Linked DNA regions of Mus musculus: region 1 is linked to region 2. The links are chromatin loops, found by intact Hi-C in ENCODE. Cell type or tissue: heart. All regions are shown on one strand. Each heading gives the region's core, and the rest is flanking DNA. Links, peaks and the distances in the headings are about the cores only.

What was found. Hi-C counts contacts between places; a loop is a spot of excess contacts. Peaks named below come from ENCODE experiments on the same cell type or tissue, not always from the same donor. Only the 100,000 strongest peaks of a DNase experiment are listed, where the experiment ranks them.
Region 1: a loop joins it to region 2, with 2.1 times the contacts of the local background. A loop is called at or near these places in 2 of 42 quality-filtered maps.

Annotation. Positions count from the first base shown.
Region 1 is chr10:34,123,508-34,132,888 of GRCm38, forward strand. Calhm6 (calcium homeostasis modulator family member 6) reads right to left here and starts at 4,465. Exons shown (of 2, transcript NM_175449.4): 1 at 3,884-4,465; 2 at 2,560-3,059. The coding sequence starts at 4,402. The coding sequence ends at 2,637. In heart, for the core only: no CTCF peak of the experiment used is centred there; DNase peaks (open chromatin) are centred at 4,084, 5,054 and 8,054; H3K4me3 peaks cover 1,007 bases; H3K27ac peaks cover 725 bases.
Region 2 is chr10:34,201,510-34,210,890 of GRCm38, forward strand. It overlaps Dse (dermatan sulfate epimerase), which reads right to left and starts at 5,726. Exons shown (of 6, transcript NM_172508.3): 1 at 5,571-5,726. In heart, for the core only: a CTCF peak has its summit at 4,495; DNase peaks (open chromatin) are centred at 5,112 and 5,672; H3K4me3 peaks cover 2,516 bases; H3K27ac peaks cover 2,273 bases.

The DNA.
Region 1 (9,381 bases), core at 782-8,781, 78 kb before region 2:
ACAGAATACAAGAGATGAAAGAGAGAATCTCTGGTGTAGAAAATATGATAGAGGAAATTGATTCATGAGTCAAGGAAAGCTAAAAAGTTCGTTACACAAAATGTCCAGGAAATTTGGGACACTATGAAAAGACCACATCTAAAAATAACAGGAATAGAAGGAGAAGATTCCCACCTCAGAGGACCAGAAAACATCTTCAACAAAATCATAGAAGAAAATTTTCCTAACCTAAAAAAAGAGATGCCTATAAATGAACAAGAATCTTAGAGAACACCAAATAGATAGGACCAGAAAAGAAAATTCAACCACCTCATAATAAACAAAACACTAAATGTGTGAAACAAAGAAAGAATATTAAAGCTGCAAGGGAAAAAAGCCAAAAAACATATAAAGGCAGACTTACCAGAATTATACCTGACTTCTCAATAGAGACTCTAAAAGCCAGAAGGGACTGGCCAGATGTTTTGCAGTTGCTAAGAGGCCACAGATGTCAGCCCAGACTACTATACCCAACAAAATTTTAATCACCATAGCTGGAGAAAACAATATATTCCACGATAAAACTAAACTTAAACAATATCTTAAAACTAATCCAACCCTAAAGAGGATTGTGAAAGGAAAACTCCAGGGTTAAGCACAGGAAAAAAAAAAAAAAAAACACGAGATAAATTATTTTACACCACCAAAACTAAAAGAAGAAAAGTGTGCTCACACACACACACATGAAAACACGCAGACATGCAGAGTATCACCACTAAGACCAAAATAAGAAGAACTAATAATCATTGGTCATTAATATCTCTCTACATTAATGGACTCAATTCCACAATATAAAGACACATGCTAATACATTGGATGCATAAACAGGATCCATCATTTTGCTTCATACAAGAAACACACCTCACAAACAAAGATAGATATGATCTCAAAATAAAGTACTGGAAAAATATTTTCTAAGCAAATAGACCCAAGAAACAAGCTGGAGTAGGTATTCTAATATCTAATAAAATAGATTTTCAACCAAAAGTAATCACAGAGTGGGGAAGTACATATCCTACCCATCAAAGGAAAAATCCACCCATTCTGTGGTCTCAAATTCTGAACATCTATGCCCCAAATGCAAGAGCACCCCTAAAGCTTAAATCACACATCAAATTCCACACATTAAATTCACACATCAAATTCCACACATTAGTGGGAGACTTCAACACCCCATTCTCACAATGGACAAGTCATCAAGACAGAAACTAAACAAAGAAATAATGGAATTAACAATCCTTATGAATCAAATGAACCTAAAAGACATCTATAAAACATTTCACATAAACACAAAAGAATGTACCTTCTTCTCAGCACCTCAGGAACTTTCTCCAAAATTGAGCATATACTAGACTGCAAAGCCAGCTTCAACAGAAACAAGAAGATTGAAATAACCCTCTGTATCTTATCAGAATGCCATGTATTAAGGCTGGACTTCCACAACAGGAACGGCAAAAAGCCTACACACTCATGGAAACTGAACATGAAGATGAACATGAAGATAAACATGAAACTCTCTAATCAATGACTACTGGGTCAAGGAAGAAATTTAAAAAGAGTCCAGTGTTATCTGCAGTTAAAATTCTGGGAAATCTATTTGGAAAGGAGAAACAGATTCTTCAAAGTCAAACTAAAGATCATGCGACACAGTTGGCCAAAGAGAATGTTAGATGTTTGAGTGCTTGAAGCTGAAGGAATGCAAGCCTTGCTTAGAGTTTGTATCAGTGGAGGGATATGGACACCAACTCACATACAACAGAAGCAGGAATAAAGATGGAATAGATTGAGCAAATGGCCAAACAATGGCTGGCTCAACTTGAGAGTCATCCCTATGGGAAAGAACCAATCCAGACACTATTAATGATACTCTGTTTTGCTTGCAGACAGCAGCCTAGCATAACTGGTCTCTGAGAGGCTCCATCCAGCAGCTGATGGAAACAAATACAGAGACCCCCAGCCAACCATTAGACAGAGCTCCAGGAGTCTTGTGGAAGAGTTAGGGGAAAGATTGAGGAACACAAGGGGATAGGGACTCCACAGGAAGACCAACAGAGTCAACTAACCTGGTCCCTTGGGGAAGGCCCAGAGCCTGAACCACTAACCAAAGAGTATATATGGGCTGAACCTAGGGCCTGCCCCCACCCCATATGTAGCAGAAGTGCAGCTTGGTCTTCATGAGGGCTCCCCAAAAACTGGAGAGGGGGCTGTCCCTGACTCTGTTCCCTGTCTGTGCATCCTGTTTCCCTAACTGGGCTGTCTTGTCTGCCTTCACTGGGAGAGGATGTGCCTAGTCCTGCAGTGACTTGATATGCCAGTGGGGGTGGGGTGGGGTTCCCTTCTTAGAGGAGAAGGGGAGGGGACAGTGGAGGAGGGTCTATATGACAGGAGGATTGGGCAGAAAGAGGGGGCTGCAATTGGGATGTAAAGCAAATAAATAATAGAAAAAAAACCAATATAATACAAAGGTTAAAAGTTTGTTACAGTTTCAGAATTAAGTCTCAAAACTTGGGAGAAACAGCCTTAAAATATACCAATATTTATTTTTTTATATAAAAGCAACAATTCAAAACATTTTTTTTTTCTGTTCTTGTGTAAGATCATAGTTCGTGAGTGTTAGTCATGGACATGTCATCTACAAAGCCAAGGGCAGGGATCACTGCATCTCCTTCCACAGAGCGGACACTGCCGCTCATTTCTTCTCTGCTAACATACTTGTGCAGCATGCTGTAGAACTGGTTCTTGGGATTGAATGTGTACAACGCTGAGATTTCCTGCCAGTCTTTACTGCTTGGAGTGTTGCATTCCTTCGGCTTCGAGCACTCAAAGAAACATCTAACATTCTCTTCGGCCAACTGTGTCGCATTCTCTGCAGCTTGATTTTGAAGAATCTGCTTCTCCTTTTCCCAATAGATTTCCCAGAATTTTAACTGCAGATAACTAACCGGAGAGAAGCATCGGGTCACAGACTTAACAAGAAGAAGTAAGATAATAACGGCAGCTATCAGAATCCAACCGAACACCTACAGGAAACAAAACAGGAAGGCAACTTAGTGACTTTTGACATTATAAAAATTTAAAAGCCCGAGATAAAGTATTTACTAAACTATTTACCAGCTTTGATAGTGAACAAGTCTTGTCTTAAGCCCTTTAGAAAAAGAACTGTTGGTAGTAATTATCCTCCACCAGCTGGGCGGCGGTGGCGCACACCTTTAATCCCAGCACTTGGGAGGCAGAGGTAGGCAGATTTCTGAGTTCAAGGCCAGCCTGGTCTATAGCCTGAGTTCCAGGACAACCAGGGCTGAACAGAGAAACCCTATCTCGAAAAAAAAAGAAAAAAGAAAAGAAAAGAAAGAAAGAAAAAAACAAAACAAAAAAACTATCCTCCACCACACACACACACACACAACACAGTACAACAACCCTACTGCTGTTTTAGAAAGTCAACAATAGTCCATTAGTCCAAGTCATGTAAAATATACAAAAAAGAGCTCACGTATCACTCCCCTGTAACTGAAAATGTGGGGCTTCTAGAAAGGGTACTCATTATAAAGAGCATCTCCTCCTCCCGCGCCCCGGGGCTTTCTAAATGTGTGGATAGTGTGTTTGGGGCTGGCAAGATAGGTTCTAATGTAATAATGCTTCTAGTTTTCCCAGAATATACAAAATTCACCTGTCCTGAGGCTTTGCTACACAGTGGAAGGAAACACTAAAGAATAACATAAAAAGTACTTCGGCTCCTACTGAGGGGACAAATTTCCCTATTTAAATATTCAGTCCCTGGTCTAGAGAAAAGTCACTGACTTCCTCGCGCCTCTGAGCCTCCCCATCGCTCCCAGAGCCTGACCTGAGACTGAGCCTTGAGCTGGCTCAGGATCTCCTGCATTTCCACCTTCTGCTTGTTGCAGGGAGCCTGCGGTAGCGTGGCATTGCAGTTGGGGTCGCGGCCCTTGCACAGGTATGGCGCCAAGCGCGCGCTCCCGCTGACAGCACATTGGTAGAAAGAGCCCTCGAGCAGCGCCACGGCCACCCAGGTGAGGGGCGCGAATGCCGCGGTCATGCTGAGCTGGGCGCACACGAACGCGCTGCGCAACCCCGAACTGAATCGCGCGCTCCGGGAGCAGCAGCCGGTGAGCAGGCGCCATGTGCGCGCGCTCAGCGCATATCCCAGGAGGAAAAGCGCGAGGGCAGGCACCAGCAGGAACACCAGGCCGTAGGGCAGGTTCCAGGTGGCAGTGCAGGGACACTGGAACACCACTGAGGAGAAGATCTTCTCCCCACCAGCCGTCAGTAGGGTCACCAGGCTATAGCCCAGGGCGTTGCGGTGCTTTCTCTGCAGGTCCAGCACTGCCTTGAACTTTTCCATGGGTTCTGCTCACACTGGACACCCCACAGGCTCTGCTTCTCAGGAAGGTTGAGTGAACCGTGTACTGTACTTTACATCGTGCTTTGAAGCAACTTTCAAAAAGGAAACCCTTCCGGGTTTCACTTTCTTTTTTTTCAATCACACCAGTTCTGGTAAAGTCCCACAAATAAAGTCCCTGTGATCTTTGATCTCCTAAGATCCACTCCACATCCCAAGACTGTAGGGAGCAGAAAAGTCCTGAGCAAAGAGAAGATCTGAATGACTGTGTATCTCAACATGGGCAGCCTGTGAGACTGATTGGTCCATGTAAATTCGCAGGAGCCATTACCCGTACAGGTCACAGTCAAAAGTAACAGCAAAGCTGTCCTTGGGAGTCTGAGTATGTTTATAAACAGTTGACCGGTGCATGTAAAACTAGCAATTGCAGCCTTCTCCTGGAAGTTTATAGGCTGTGACTTCTGCCCTACAGAGATGGCTTCCCAATCTAACCCCTTTTCCGTGCTGTACCTAATATACAAGCTAAGGGGAGACCCACCTGACCCCCGCCTCATTGTGTCTGCATGCCTGCTCCTTTTTCGTTCTTTCTTAGCCCCTAGCCAGCCTTCCAGGATCCAAACTGCAAAGGACAGAGCAGAAGGCTGAGGTCCCAGTCACATGACTCCCTCAGTTCTGGAACGCTTTCAAGAAAACTCCGGTTCTGTTTCTTTGCTTTCCTCCAACCCAAAGTGACCTCTTACAGTGTAGGCAGATGACCAAGCTCGGAAAACTTCTGAATTTTTCTCTATTGCAGCAGCCCTAATGCCAAAGCCAAGTCCCAGTTACAAAAACCCACAACATTTACAGGAAACAGGAACATTTCATTTTTCTTTCATAAGCTAAACCACAGTAAAACTGAGAGTGAGAGATGTCTTTAATCCTAGCCTTTAATCGTAGCATTGGGAAGGCAGAGACAGACAGGTGGATCTCTGTGAGTTCAAAGCTAGCCTGATCTATATCTGGAATTCCAGGGCAGCCAAAACTCTACCGTGAGACCAACCCTGTTCCAAAACAAAACAAACAACAACAGCACAGAAACCAAAGCAGAATGCTAGTTAAACCAAACAGTTTTTAAGTTGAAGCTACATCTAACATGACTCCTGTTTTCATTCCCCTCCTGGTAGTTCTTCTGATACAAACTCTAAGCAAGGCTGTGACATTGAACTCTACTATTTCATAACTCCCAATGAAGTGGAGAAAGCTAGAAAGAGCACGAGCTTTGAGCTCAGGCATTCTGTAAGTCCAGCAGCTGATGAGAAAACTGCATTTGGTGCATGTACATGGCAGAAAGAGTGATCAGTTTGGCAGGTTACAACTTACTCTCCTTTTCCCTGAGAATGTACAACAGTTAACTTTATTGCATATCATTTAAGGCTCCAAATGTGTTCACAGTTTTAGGCCAAGGAATAGGCACAGGCACTTCGTACTACTCAAAATAATTCATATGGCCCTTAGCCCAACACAAGGATGGCATCCACACAGAGCTTGAGTAGATAGTTTGTGAAGCGAGGGAGCCATGCAACCGGGGGAACCAGCCCAGAGCCAGAGAGGCCTAGGCATGTCCCAACCCCCAAAATCTCATTCTGAGACCCGCAGGAGCAGGACTGCTCCCTGCCTGCCCTGGATCTGCATATCCAAGTGCATATAGCCTTCCACCCTATACCTCTGCCACCCTTGAAGTGGCCACATAGCCTGGTGGCCAGGTTAAACTTCCTCTTTCCTTATAGGGACATGTCCAGCAAGCACGTGGAATTCCTCTTCATGCAAATAAAGCATTTCCAGCACCCTGACCCTGGCCCATGATGTACACTCACCCAGAAAGCCTTTATCCAACTCCCCAAATAATAGCCTTTGTTCCCCCACAATTAAACGAGCTGTCTCGCTGAAACTGTCTCCCTAAAAGGCTGCTTCTCACGTACGCAGTGCTGAGATCCTATTTTGTACTCACCCTAGCTAAGCAACATTTCCTCTAGTACAGCCCAGGAGACTGGATGCCCCGAGGGGAACAACAGAACGGGGGTGGCAGATAGTTCACAATAAATTATCTTCCCAGCCACTAGGCTGGCTTTGTCTCATATAATAAGTATAAATTTTTGACATGGGTCAAGAAACATTTATTCCTTTCTTAGGCCACTTGCCTTCCTAGCTATACACAACAGAGACTGCCATAGTACCTAGCACTAAAGCTGGACAAAGTGTAGTGAGAGCCCCTCTTTTCATCTATGGCTAGAAGCCAAGCCCAGATCAGGATTTTTTCATGGTGTCATCTTCTTTTCCATGTGTCTTGGCTAATTTCCTTCTCATTGCTAGATGATTCTTCATCTTCATCCCTCTCATATTTTCTTCCTCATCCATGATTTTCATATTCCATCAAAAAGAACCTTGCTGTGTTTGTAACCTTTGGGCAGGTGACTTTATTCAAGTTTTCCATAACTAAAACCTAACAAAAGTACAGTTTTCCAGCCTCTTAACTAAGGCATTTTTAGTCTTAAATTTTTGCCATCCAAGTTCAGAGTCTTCAGGTAGTATGTGGTCACCCCAATATCATGTCACGTTTTCATGTGGCTCCTTTTGATTGACAGACCTGTAAAATGGTAATCATAGATCAATCTGTTCTTTGTAAAAAGTACACAGTGAAGACAGCCATGACATCTGCAGGAAGTACTCCATCCTAAAAGGAGAGAAAGGAAGCCGTGTATAATTTCAGACTGTCCTGTTCAATTCTGAGATGAGTACAAACATTCCTTGATTCTGTGTCTTCCAGTTTCTTGACGGTCTTCTCCTCCACTACATACAAAGGTATAGGCACTTTGGGCTACCAAGCAATTTTCTTTGCCTGTGTTTTATTTGTGTAATGCTAAAGGAACATATGCCTGCTTGAGCTTATGATTTTGTAACTCTAAATCCCTCCTAAAATTTAATAAGTATCTTTGATTCTGGTCAAGTATTCTTGTTAATGTTTGCATTTGTTTTTGGAAAGTTGTTTCTCAGATCCATTAGATTCACCCCCACCGCTGCTGCAGGTAACTTGAGCCTACATAATCTATGAGCCTCTGTTGGAAAAGCTACACCTAATTTTGTCTTTGCCCTGACTGCACATCTAGTAGGATCCTTGAATACTCTCAGTCCTGATATGCCTTATTTATTGAGCATCATTACCAATAGGTCTAGAGGCCACACTTTGCCTTTGACCTTATCCACAGTTACTTTAATGGGATTTGTCTTTCAGTAATTTATTAATTCCTATCTTTCTGTTTGTACTCTATAAAGTCTATAAAGAATTTGTAATTTTGCAAAGCTCCAATTTCTGAAATAGCCCTGTTCCTTTCTTGTTTACAAAGGAGCCAATTCTCTGTGAACTTATATAACCTTGCCAAATCCTAACCATAGCAGCAAACACACACTAGGAGTGCTCTACTCTCTCCCACCACTGAAAGCCACATTTTTCCTTGGTTAAATAACATTTTGTTCCATTTCATAATGAAAGCTGATCAATGTCTATGCTACCTATCACTGGCTGCCAAAACCATGCCAAATATTATGGGGTTTCTTTTAGGGAAGTGCCCTGCTCAGACAGCAACAGCTGAACAGAAGCAATTATGGGCTTCAGTTAACCACAAGGGAAAGGGGAAATACGGTCCATACTTGTGACTCCATGGCACGTGTGAGAACAGTTTTAGCAGCACTTCCCATGGCCTTTTCTAAGACTTTCATATTCTTGTCTTATTTTTCTTCCAGCTCCATCTTGGTTTCCTTATTGCAGGTGACAGTTTTGAGGTAGTTAATTTGATGTTTGCTATTTTCTGTTTAGCTCACCAACTAGATTATAAAGTCCATGAGTATGAAGATCAAGCTTGGCTTAATTTGTTAAGTCAACATTGTAACTGTACCTAGAATACTGTAGATGGTCAGTAAATGTCTGTGGCAATAATTAGTGGGTGAAAGACAAAAGACAAACTTAGAGTTTCTCTTCTGGTTTTGCAGTCAGAACTATGCATGTTTTCTTCAACTTACAACTCCAGCCCCTTCTAGGTCAGGCCTGTTTGGGCAGGCTACTTATGTCAGAGCTGAAGACACCTTGAAATGTCAACTTTGTGACATATAGTAGTCACCCTATCCACAGAAGAACAGGGCAGCATTCAGAAGACAGAGCCTTGGGGGAGGTTCCAGGTGCAGGTGAGTAGCTACCTGGATACCCACTCCCACTCATCTTCATCAGTCACCAGTGGGGGTTGCTGAAGCTTGAGGCATGGGCAGAACCAGGAATCTCCCAGGACTTCCTGCTGTGTGTTTGCATAAGTCTGCTCAGTTTTCTCAGCACAAGTGTCTTGCCTATTGGGTCCCTTGTTTTTCTACCACCTTCCCATAACTACGTGTAACTCAACTATCTAGAGAAGGATATTCATTTTTACTCAAGCTGTTAGAAGTGACCAAAGAGCAATAACTATTTTTTTGTACTTTATTTTTAGAAAATTTTAAAGGCTTTACTTCCTTTTCTGGAAGCTATGGACCTAGATGGAAGAGGTTTTATTCATGGCTAAACTCTAAGCCAGATTGCACAGGGGCGGGGTTGGGGGTAGGGGTGGTACTCTACTTCTGTAGTACCATACACCTGCAGTACTTTCCATATTAAACTAATCCAAATTTGGCAACAATGACTGTTTTCTCTCTCCCTTCCCAGCTCTTTGACTGTTGATCCCAGGTTCTCTGCCTCCTCTTACCATTAATATTGTTACCCACCAAAGCTCAATCCTTACCTGATTAACTTCCTCTTGACTACACCACTATGTCAACTTGGCAGGCAAGTGAACCTTCCCGCGCCTCTGTTTTCTCATCTATAAAATGAAACTGCATTTGCCTTGTCCATTGGGTTGCAGAGACTAAATGAAATGTTATATGTAACATATTTGTAATAGTTCCAGCACATAGTAAATGTTCAAGCG
Region 2 (9,381 bases), core at 837-8,836:
GTATCTTCCATACATGCTGTATGTCTATTACATGTCTATTACTTAGTAGCCTTTGCTACTACTGTTCTTGCACATGAAGAAAAAAAATGTAAGCACCTGATTTGATCAACAAATGCAACTTTACAACCCTATGGCATGACTTGAAAATATCTCAAGCAGAGAGATTCAAATGATAGATGTTTAAATTGACCAGGGCACATTCAATATTTTTTGTGTGTTTGTTTAGTTTTCAACATGGTTTCTCTATGTTGCCTTGGCTGTCTTGGAAGATGCTCTGTAGACCAGGCTGGCCTCTAACTTTAAATACAGATCAACCTGCCTCTGCCTACCATGTGCTGGGATTAAAGGCATGTGCCAACACTGCCTCGCTCAACTTTTTTTTAAAAGTCTTTTATCTTTTATATTTAGTTTTTATTTTTGAGAGTGGATGTGCTATGTAGTCCTGGCTGACTTTGTGCTTTCTATACACCCGGGCCTGGAACTCAAAATAATCCTCCTGCATCAGCATCCACACCATGCCACAAGTTTTCAATTTTTGCTAAAATAATGTGACTGCTAGTTAAGTAAAATACTGAGTATTTTAATCTATTGAGTATATTCCACGATGACTGAAAAGGGCAGTCACTATTAATTCTACAAATAAGCTCCAAAAGGTTTTGTTTTGGCATGCAGACATAGACATTCAGTGACAAACTCTTTTTGACCCTGTCTGGGACAAAAATCGATAGATGCAGATCTCCCACAGCTGATATGTCATATGTGTAATTAAAACTAACGAGGGGCTGGGAAGAGAGCTCAGTCAGTAAACTGTCCACATAAACATTAGGAGCTGAGTTGAGATTTCCCAGCACCCATAGAACAGCTGGTAACATATATTTTGGTCACATTTTTATAGCAAGATTTTCACTCACCTAATAATAACTTGACTTTCAAATATGCTCAATTATAAGATGCCAAAGCAAATCGTGCTTCACATCAGAATTAAATGTTACTGACCACAGAAATTCTGCTCTTTTAAAAACAGTTTAACATTTCTACTAAGATCATGTTTCTTGATAATTCCAAGTAAACTGAAACACACAGAAGGAAACCCCAGGATAATCTTAACACACATTAAAATTTCATGTTATTCTTGAGTTAAGAACTTTACAAATGACTCCATTTAAGAAATAAACAGATGGCTTCACCATCTTTTCTTCTCTTTCCAAGCTAAAACCATCCTCTTTCTTCTCTGACCCTAACAGGAAATGAGAATCAGTCTCCTCTGGCAGGTTTACACTTCTATGGGCATCTGAAAAAGAATCCAGGAGTTCAGCCCTCAACAGGCTGCAGCCTGATGTATAAGGCAGTTGATATTGCATCAAGGCTGGTTAAAGCCCAAAGCTAGTTCACAAGAACTAAGCAAGCAGCTGGGGCTCTGCAGGCATCAGAAAAGGCCTTGCAATGAGACCCTTACCAAGCAGAGATGGAGTGAGGGGCTGGGAGAGAAGGGGTTGAGAACAAAAGGGAATCTGTAAATAGTGCAGAAGTCTAAGAAACATGAGCATTCTGACAGTTCATGGGCAGTAACTACAAGATATAATAAAGCAGATCTACAAAAAAATAAAATGTGAGCCTTTAGTAATTTGAATGTGGAGTTACAGAGGACACAGTAGCATTATGAGTGCAATTTATGTTTGTCTCATTCAATTTAAAGTATATCACAGACTGCCTATAAATTGACTGTGTCCCTTACCTTCAGCATTGCCACTCTACTAAAATAAAGACAAGACATGAACCCACCTCACTGTCCATCTCCTCTAGGCTAGTATGAGATAGGATGCTTTGAACAAAACGGAAGAGTACTATGTTGCCATGCTAATTAAGGTCCAAGTCTATCTACCATTGTTCTTTGTCCAGATAGCCTTCTAGACTTGATGCAAAATGGCAGAGTATCTTTAGGTATATCACAGACTGCCTATAAGGCTTCTCCTTCTCTGACATTGTTTGGGGAGCTTAAAAGCCCCACACACTTCTACTTGAAGAACATCATGTAGCCTTAGTTTGACTATAGATTCGACTAACTTCCTTTCTCTGGACAAGAACCCATTCAAGTAGCACCTAAAATCTGAAATGCTTCCTCATGCTACTGAGGCATCTTGGAACCTTAAGCCTTTAGCCAATGACCTTTGGCCATCTTAGATGCCCACTTCTCCCTCATGGACCCCCCCATCCCCAAAATATATAAACCTTGAATCACCCCAAGTAAAGTTGATCTGTCTCCCTGTATCTGGTCTGCCTGACTAAATGCTTATGAGTTTGTAGATGACATTTTAGTAAAAGTAATGACCCACTTGTATCACATTGCTCAATACTTTCTGGTTTGCTTCTATTTCTGAAATATTTCACCATCAGCTAATCAAATCTCCCTTCTACATAATATTGAGCTTTGAAATATCAACAAACATCAAGAAACAGCCCTTGGCTACATTTATTTATCATACACATAGAAATATCTTCTTCTAAAACCAAGTCTAATGTTTAAAAGACAGTATCCATTTAGAATGGGACAGTAGGTGGCAGGCAGTGGTAGCACACACCTTTAATCCCAGCACTTGGGAGACAGAGGGAGGTGGATTTCTGAGTTCGAGGTCAGCATGGTCTAGAGTGAGTTCCAGGACAGCCAGGGCTACACAGAGAAACCCTGTCTTGAAAAAAACAAAACAAAATTAAAAACTTTTTAAAAAGAATGGGAAAGTAGTGAAAGATTTTGGAACCATCCATTTCTATTTCTTGCTACTAGCAAACAGCTGCATGCAGCGTCTCAGGTATCTGGGGCTCTGCCCTCTACTTCCCGCTCTGACACTCATTCATCATGTGGAGTTTATGGGAAGATCATTTCCCTTGTGAGTACACTGGGTTTAGACACCAGCTTCATTCCCATGTCCGTCCCTGACTGCAGGTATACAGATCTGGGTTGTCTAGTTTCAAACATCTGCTAGTAGTTTAGTGACCTCCAGAGAGTTTTAGTCTACAAATCACGATAGGAAGAGATAATGTAATTCCAATATGAGAAAAACTCAAGGCACTAAATATAGTAATAGGAAAGGTCCTGTCCTGTGTCAGATACTCTTTCAATAGGGTTTGTTGATCACAGAAACTCCTCAGGTGCCTTTCCCTCTTTTAGGATGGCAAACTCCCAGCCCCTTTCTGGGATACAGTGAAGCATTCACTGACACAGTTCCCACCGTCACAGAGGCCTGCCACAACACAGCCTAGGACAATAGAAGGGAAATGCACGTTAAAATGTTTACTATACGTAGAACTAAAACATCCTAGTGGCTGAAAAAAAAAATATTTAAGCTAGACTGTAATTAGTCCTTGGCAGATTTCTTTGACTGTTTTGAAAACAAAGATTCTCAATGAATCCACATATCCAAATTATTTCCCCTTTTACTCCACTAGTTAGAATAATAATGTTGAGAATTATGTTTCTCTAATGCAACACGGAGGAACCAAGCAAGAAGAAATAAAGAGCAAAATAATCTATCACAAGTAATATAAAGAAATGAAAAAACAAAACAAAACTTTGTTTCATCCCAGAATGCATTTGTCTAAAAATTGTCTCAGAGACTGAAATAATTTTCTATACTAAGACAGTACTAAGGTTCTGTGAAGGATGGCCCTAGGTCCCGCCACAACAGCACTGCAACCTCCTGCCCCCAGACACACACACCACTTATCTCATTGAAATGGACCACTTCAGCTGATTTGTGAACTACTGCTAAGTACTAGTGCAGACACATGCACAAGAACTACTCACTAAGATGTGACTGATTTAACTGGGAGAATCCACCGACTTCTTATCATGGTCTTTTTCTGGGCTAAAACCCCACCATGCAGATTGTATCCTGCTGTCAATTTCCCTCCTTGTCAAGGAACTTTAAAAAAAAGTCTCTTTTACTGAATGATTTCACTGTCTCTTTTTAATCTGGATATTAAAATGTACTTTGTAGACCAGTGTTTTCGTATAATTATTGAAACTAAGACTGATATCATGTTCTGATAATGACTAAAGGACTCTGCCGACATTCAAGTCCTCCATATTGCTTAGTCTCATATTCCTCTTTCTACAGCCAAAGACACTCCAAGAAAGCAGGGGCTGTATCTCGTGTACCCACTCCCTGTCCTAGTAACCCACACTCATGCTTTTGGTTAAGCCCTCAAGGAGTGTCACTATAGTAAACACATGTTAAATCCAAAATTTTCTCCCTTTTCAGTAGAATAGAATTTACTACCCCCCCCCCAAAAAGACCACATTTGTACAGGATTAAAGGAAAATAGTAATGTGTGAACAAATAATAGGGTAATCCTGTTTTATTTTTCCCATGCACGTTACATTTTGTAGTTCTCTCTAGTAGTATAGTCCAAAATCTTCTACAAAATTTTGGTTTCATAAGGGGTAGAGATGGCTCAGTGGTCAAGAACTGGTACTGCTCTTGTCCAGGACCAGAGTTCATTTCCCAGCACCCACATTAGGATGCTCAGAGTGTAGCTACCATACTAACACATCTAATGTTCTTCTGACCTCTGCAGGCACCTGTCTATAGTCCTGTGCATATACTCCCAGACAGACACATAATTTTGAAGTGACACTAATGAATCTTTTTTTTAACTTCACTAGTACTATCATTTATTAAGAAGATGTAAAAGCTGAAAAGACAATTAGTAAAAGTGAAAATTCTGTAATGTGAAAGAATATGAAAATATTTCTAGAAGATTCTACCTTCCTTAAGATATTGTTGATTAAGCAGCAATAAACACCAAATGTTTTCAAGAATCCACTAGAAAATCTCTAGAAACCAACGTGTCAGTTCCTGACCTAAAGAATTCCAGGTGAAAGAGGCCGGCCTCTTGCATTGGAAGCAAAGGATTAGGTTATGAATGCCAGCTGGCCTAAACGGAGGCTGTTGCCTCAAAGGAGAGATGAGAAAGTTCTCAGTTCACAAAGTTAGCTCAGATCCAGCCTCGACAGATTCTGAGCCCATGTGGCATCGCTTACAGTGCTCCCCAGCCCGAGTCAAGCCCGCCTGCCGGGCCCCCGATTGGCCCAGGCGGCCTCGGGTTGAGGTTGCCCAATCACTCTGGGGTGTTGGAGTGCAGGGGCGCTGGAATCCTGTGGCTGGGGGTGACTCAGAAGCAGCTTTCTGGGCGTTGGCGGTCCGGAGGTCGCACAGGCACAACCAGCATGGGAGCACACGACCACTACCATCCCTAGATAACTGGTGTAGCATAGGAAGGGAACGCAAGGGTGTGCTATCTCCAAACCTCTGGAAACTCGGGAGCACGTCCAGTCCCCGCCATTCGCTCCTGATCTCGGTGCTGCTGTCTGAGCTGGGTACCCGGGTAGGAGATCACGGAGCCAGCAGAGCTGGCCCGAGATGCTCAGTCCACAGGGAAATCGACGCGCAGCGGGGGACGTGGCTCAAGCTGGTCCGTAGGGACCGGTCCAGTGTAGACCCATGGAGCCACAGGAGGGTAGCTTCCTGGAGCGTGGCCCAGAGCAGCGCCCAACCCAGCCCATCACTCACCGCTCCGTCCTCCCGGGCGTCCTCTCTCTGCGTCCCCGTGGGGCGCCGGGACTCCGGACCCCTGGAGTCGGGCCCTCAGCTTGCGCGCCGAGCCATCCGAGCTCAGGGCGCTGCGCCCGGGGTGCGCCGCTGCAGCCTCTAGCCGCCGTGCGGACTGGGCGGAGACCGTCGGCGGAGAGAGGGGGGTGGGCCGCGGCAGGGCTCTGCCTGGGGCGGAGGAAGCCGCAACGTCAGCAGAGCCCGGGAGGCGAGGATGGGGAGGGGGAGAGCGGGACCCCCGCCCAGCCCAATCCGGACCTCCGCACGGGCTCTCCTCCGGCGCCCCAGATCACGGCTCCACGCGAGGCTCTGCCTTCCGGTCGCTGCGGCCCGGACCCCACAAGACACCACAGGACCCCACAGAACCCCAAGCACCCTGCCCTGCCCTGCCCCGCCCCGCCCCGCCGCTTTGGTTCCTACAGCTCTGATTTCTCCTGACCCAAGAGCTTCAAGTTCCACTCTGGAATCTCACCCAAAGGAAAGATAATTTCTGGAGGCCGGGGGAGGAGGGGCCGATTCGTTTTTTAAAGCGCTGGAAGAGGAAAGCCGAGAATTTAAAGAATCCCACTACCAAAGCTAGCGGCCAACCCCCTCTCCAGGCTCCAAAATAGTTACACTCCCGACGCCTCCCTCCCTTCCCCCCTTTCCTGAATCAGTTTTACTCTCAAAGAGAAAGGGGAAAATCCACCTAATCCGAAGCAGTTGTCGCCTAGAATGGAGTTGCAAAATACAGGGAATCCTACCGCAAGGAACCCTGTAAGCTGAACTGATTTTAATCAGCAAAGATAAAGGATTGGGGGAAGATCCTTTAGAGTTTGCAGTTCACAAAGGAAACTTTATCTTATTTCGTGTGTGTGTGTGTGTGTGTGTGTGTGTGTGTGTGTGTGTGTGTGTGTGTGTGTTTGTGTGTGTACGCGCGCGCGTGAGAGAGATATGCACCCAACTTTTGTTTATTCTTTCAATGAAATGTAGCCATCCAATACAAACTCTAACCGGTCCAGGGTTGGATCTCCTTCCTCAGAGTTAAAGAGAATTAACCTACTAGATTCTATGAAAAGGCAGCTTTTCGAGAGACACTTACCCGTTCGTAAGAATGGGCGGTTTTACTCAACCCTGTTTGCTAACAATTGCTCGGAGTTCTGACAGACTATGGAGACCCAAGGGCGCTTCCAGGCAACCACACTATTAGGAAAAGTTACAGATTTTGCAATCAAAAGTGGCTCCTCACCACGGATTAAAAAAAAAAAAAAGAAAAAAAAGAAAAGAAATACTACTGTTAGGCTTTTAAATGCTAACTCAGATAAATCACTAATTTGCGTTAACTTCCTGATATTTGGACAGGCCTGTGGTGAGAAAGTTCTAACCAGAGTAGTACTGTGAAGCAGTATTCAAATCCTTACTTTTCAGTTTACTGAAAGCTAAGCCACCTTCAGAGGCTGTGTCTCATCTATAGCATATAATTACTATAATACTCCATGCAACAAAAGATACAAATGGCTAATATTTATTAAAAGTTTACTGTATGCCAGGCCCTGTGTTGAGGTATTTATTTTAGTAGAATGAATTGTATCAGTGCCTAGCTGTAGTGTATAATTCTGAGTTAATTTCCACTTGTCTTCTCAAATCAGAAAATGACTTGAGAGAAAGCAAGATGTTTACCTACTGAACTTCCCAATGAGTAGTCTTGTAGTCATGGCCTCTCCCAGCTAATATCTTAGAATCATAAAAGAGTGTTCATACAGTCTTTGGAATGGAACCCTACACCTGACTGATGAATCAGGTGGTTGATCATAATGTGCAGACAAGACTGAAGGTCTTTTTTTTAAAGGTAGTAGTACCCACATTTACCTATTGATTGATGTCACTGCTCTGGAAATCTAGCTATAGCTGACACTGACTTGCAAAGATCCCCATGATATGATACCTCTCAACAGATTTACACATCTGCTTTCTGGACTCTATAGGCCTTTTTTTTTTTAAAGATTTATGTGTATTTTTAATTACATGCACATGGCTATCTTTCCACAGAGACCAGAAGGGGGACATTAAATCACATAGAATTAGATGGAGAGTGGTTGTGAGCTGCCCAACCAACATTGGTGCTAGGAGCCAAACTTGGGCCTTATCCAAAAGTGGTATGCCTTTTTGGCCACACTCTCCAGCCCCAACATGCCTATTCTTGACTCTGCAGGAGAATGCTTCAGTTTGTCTGAGTACATATCCATCTCTATTATCTTTTTCCTTGCCCAGTGTCCTTCTTAAAATCCCTAGAACTGCATCCAAAGTTTCATTTAAAAGTCACAGTGGAAAGCTGTGTACCTGCTTTGTTCAGAAGTATATCCTTGGAGCATTTTCTGTTGTTTGTTGTTTCCATAGCAAATGTTTATCAGAGGCCTTCTTCAACCTACATTCACTACAATTTGTGTCCAACACTCCATCTTATTCTATTGAGTTCTGTTGTGTTAAATTTGGCTTAGTCTTTAAGCTTGTTGCATGTTCTGTATTACTAACATAATGGTTAATTCCACCACCCAATTGAACGGAAGATCTGTGTCCTTCATCATCATGTAAGTTGCTAATCTTCTGCTTCCAGCTGACACTGAATTTGGATGCTCTTGCTGAGGATTTTTTTTGGGGGGGGGGTCCTGCCCCCTCCTGTCCCACTCCTTCCCAAAGCAGAAGGTTTAAAATTTATTTATTTTATGTATGTGAGTACAATGTCACTCGCTTAAGACACACCAGAAGAGAAGATCAGATCTCATTCTAGATGGTTGTGAGCCACCATGTGGTTGCCTGGAATTGAACTCAGGACCTCTGGAAGAGCAGTCAGTGCTCTTAACTGCTGAGCCATCTCTCCAGCCCCTTGCTGGGGATTTTTGTCAGGGAGGACCCACATTATCTGTGCATGTTTACTTCTCTTGTCAAAAGACACCAAGCATGGGACATTGGCATGGCTTCCTGATAGTTAGAAAAGGACCCTCCCAGTTGAGAGAGTCTCAGAAAGTAATCCAGTCCTCTCCCATGCAGCTTCAAATTCATCATATAGTTCCTCCATCAGAAGTCCACTCTGCTGATGTAGCAACATTGACAAAAAAGGAAGTGACTACTTAGTGAATTCTTGTTAATTCTACTAAATTGTTTCTTCCTTTTTTTAAGTGACCAGATGTGACTTTGGTAACAGATGTATTCATCTTTCACTACTTCTGTGAGGTTTCTGGTCTTGGGTTTAGAAACAAGCTTTTATTTACTTATTTTTGTTAATTTCACCTATACATGTCCATCTTTAGCCTTTCTGCATTCACTGCCCTTTTTGCTGGCTCAAACTAAATGTCCTTAGCATAAACTACTTGCTGAAGTGTAAATGCTTCCACAAGCCTTAGAGAAATAGGTAAGATTCTTACAAGCTCTTTATTGCTCTCTGTTTGCAGTTAACTCAGGTCAGTGTGTGTGTGTGTGTGTGTGTGTGTGTGTGTGTTTAATCCATTCACTGTAGACAAGATACGAAAAGAGAATAGTTCTTCTCTTGATATCCATTTATATCAAGCAAAGGCACTCCTTTCTTGCTAGTGTTTGAACAAAATAATTTAAGATATATTCTTTCATTGTCCTTGTTTTATTCTTGTCTCTAGATGAATACATGCCTAACAAATATCTCACGAGCTACAGGTCCATGATTTCTACTCTTATCTTGAGTTTAATTCACTCAACTAAATTTAAACCTGCTTCTAGGGTTTCACTGACCAATCTGGGTCAGAGACTTTGCTTCAATTCT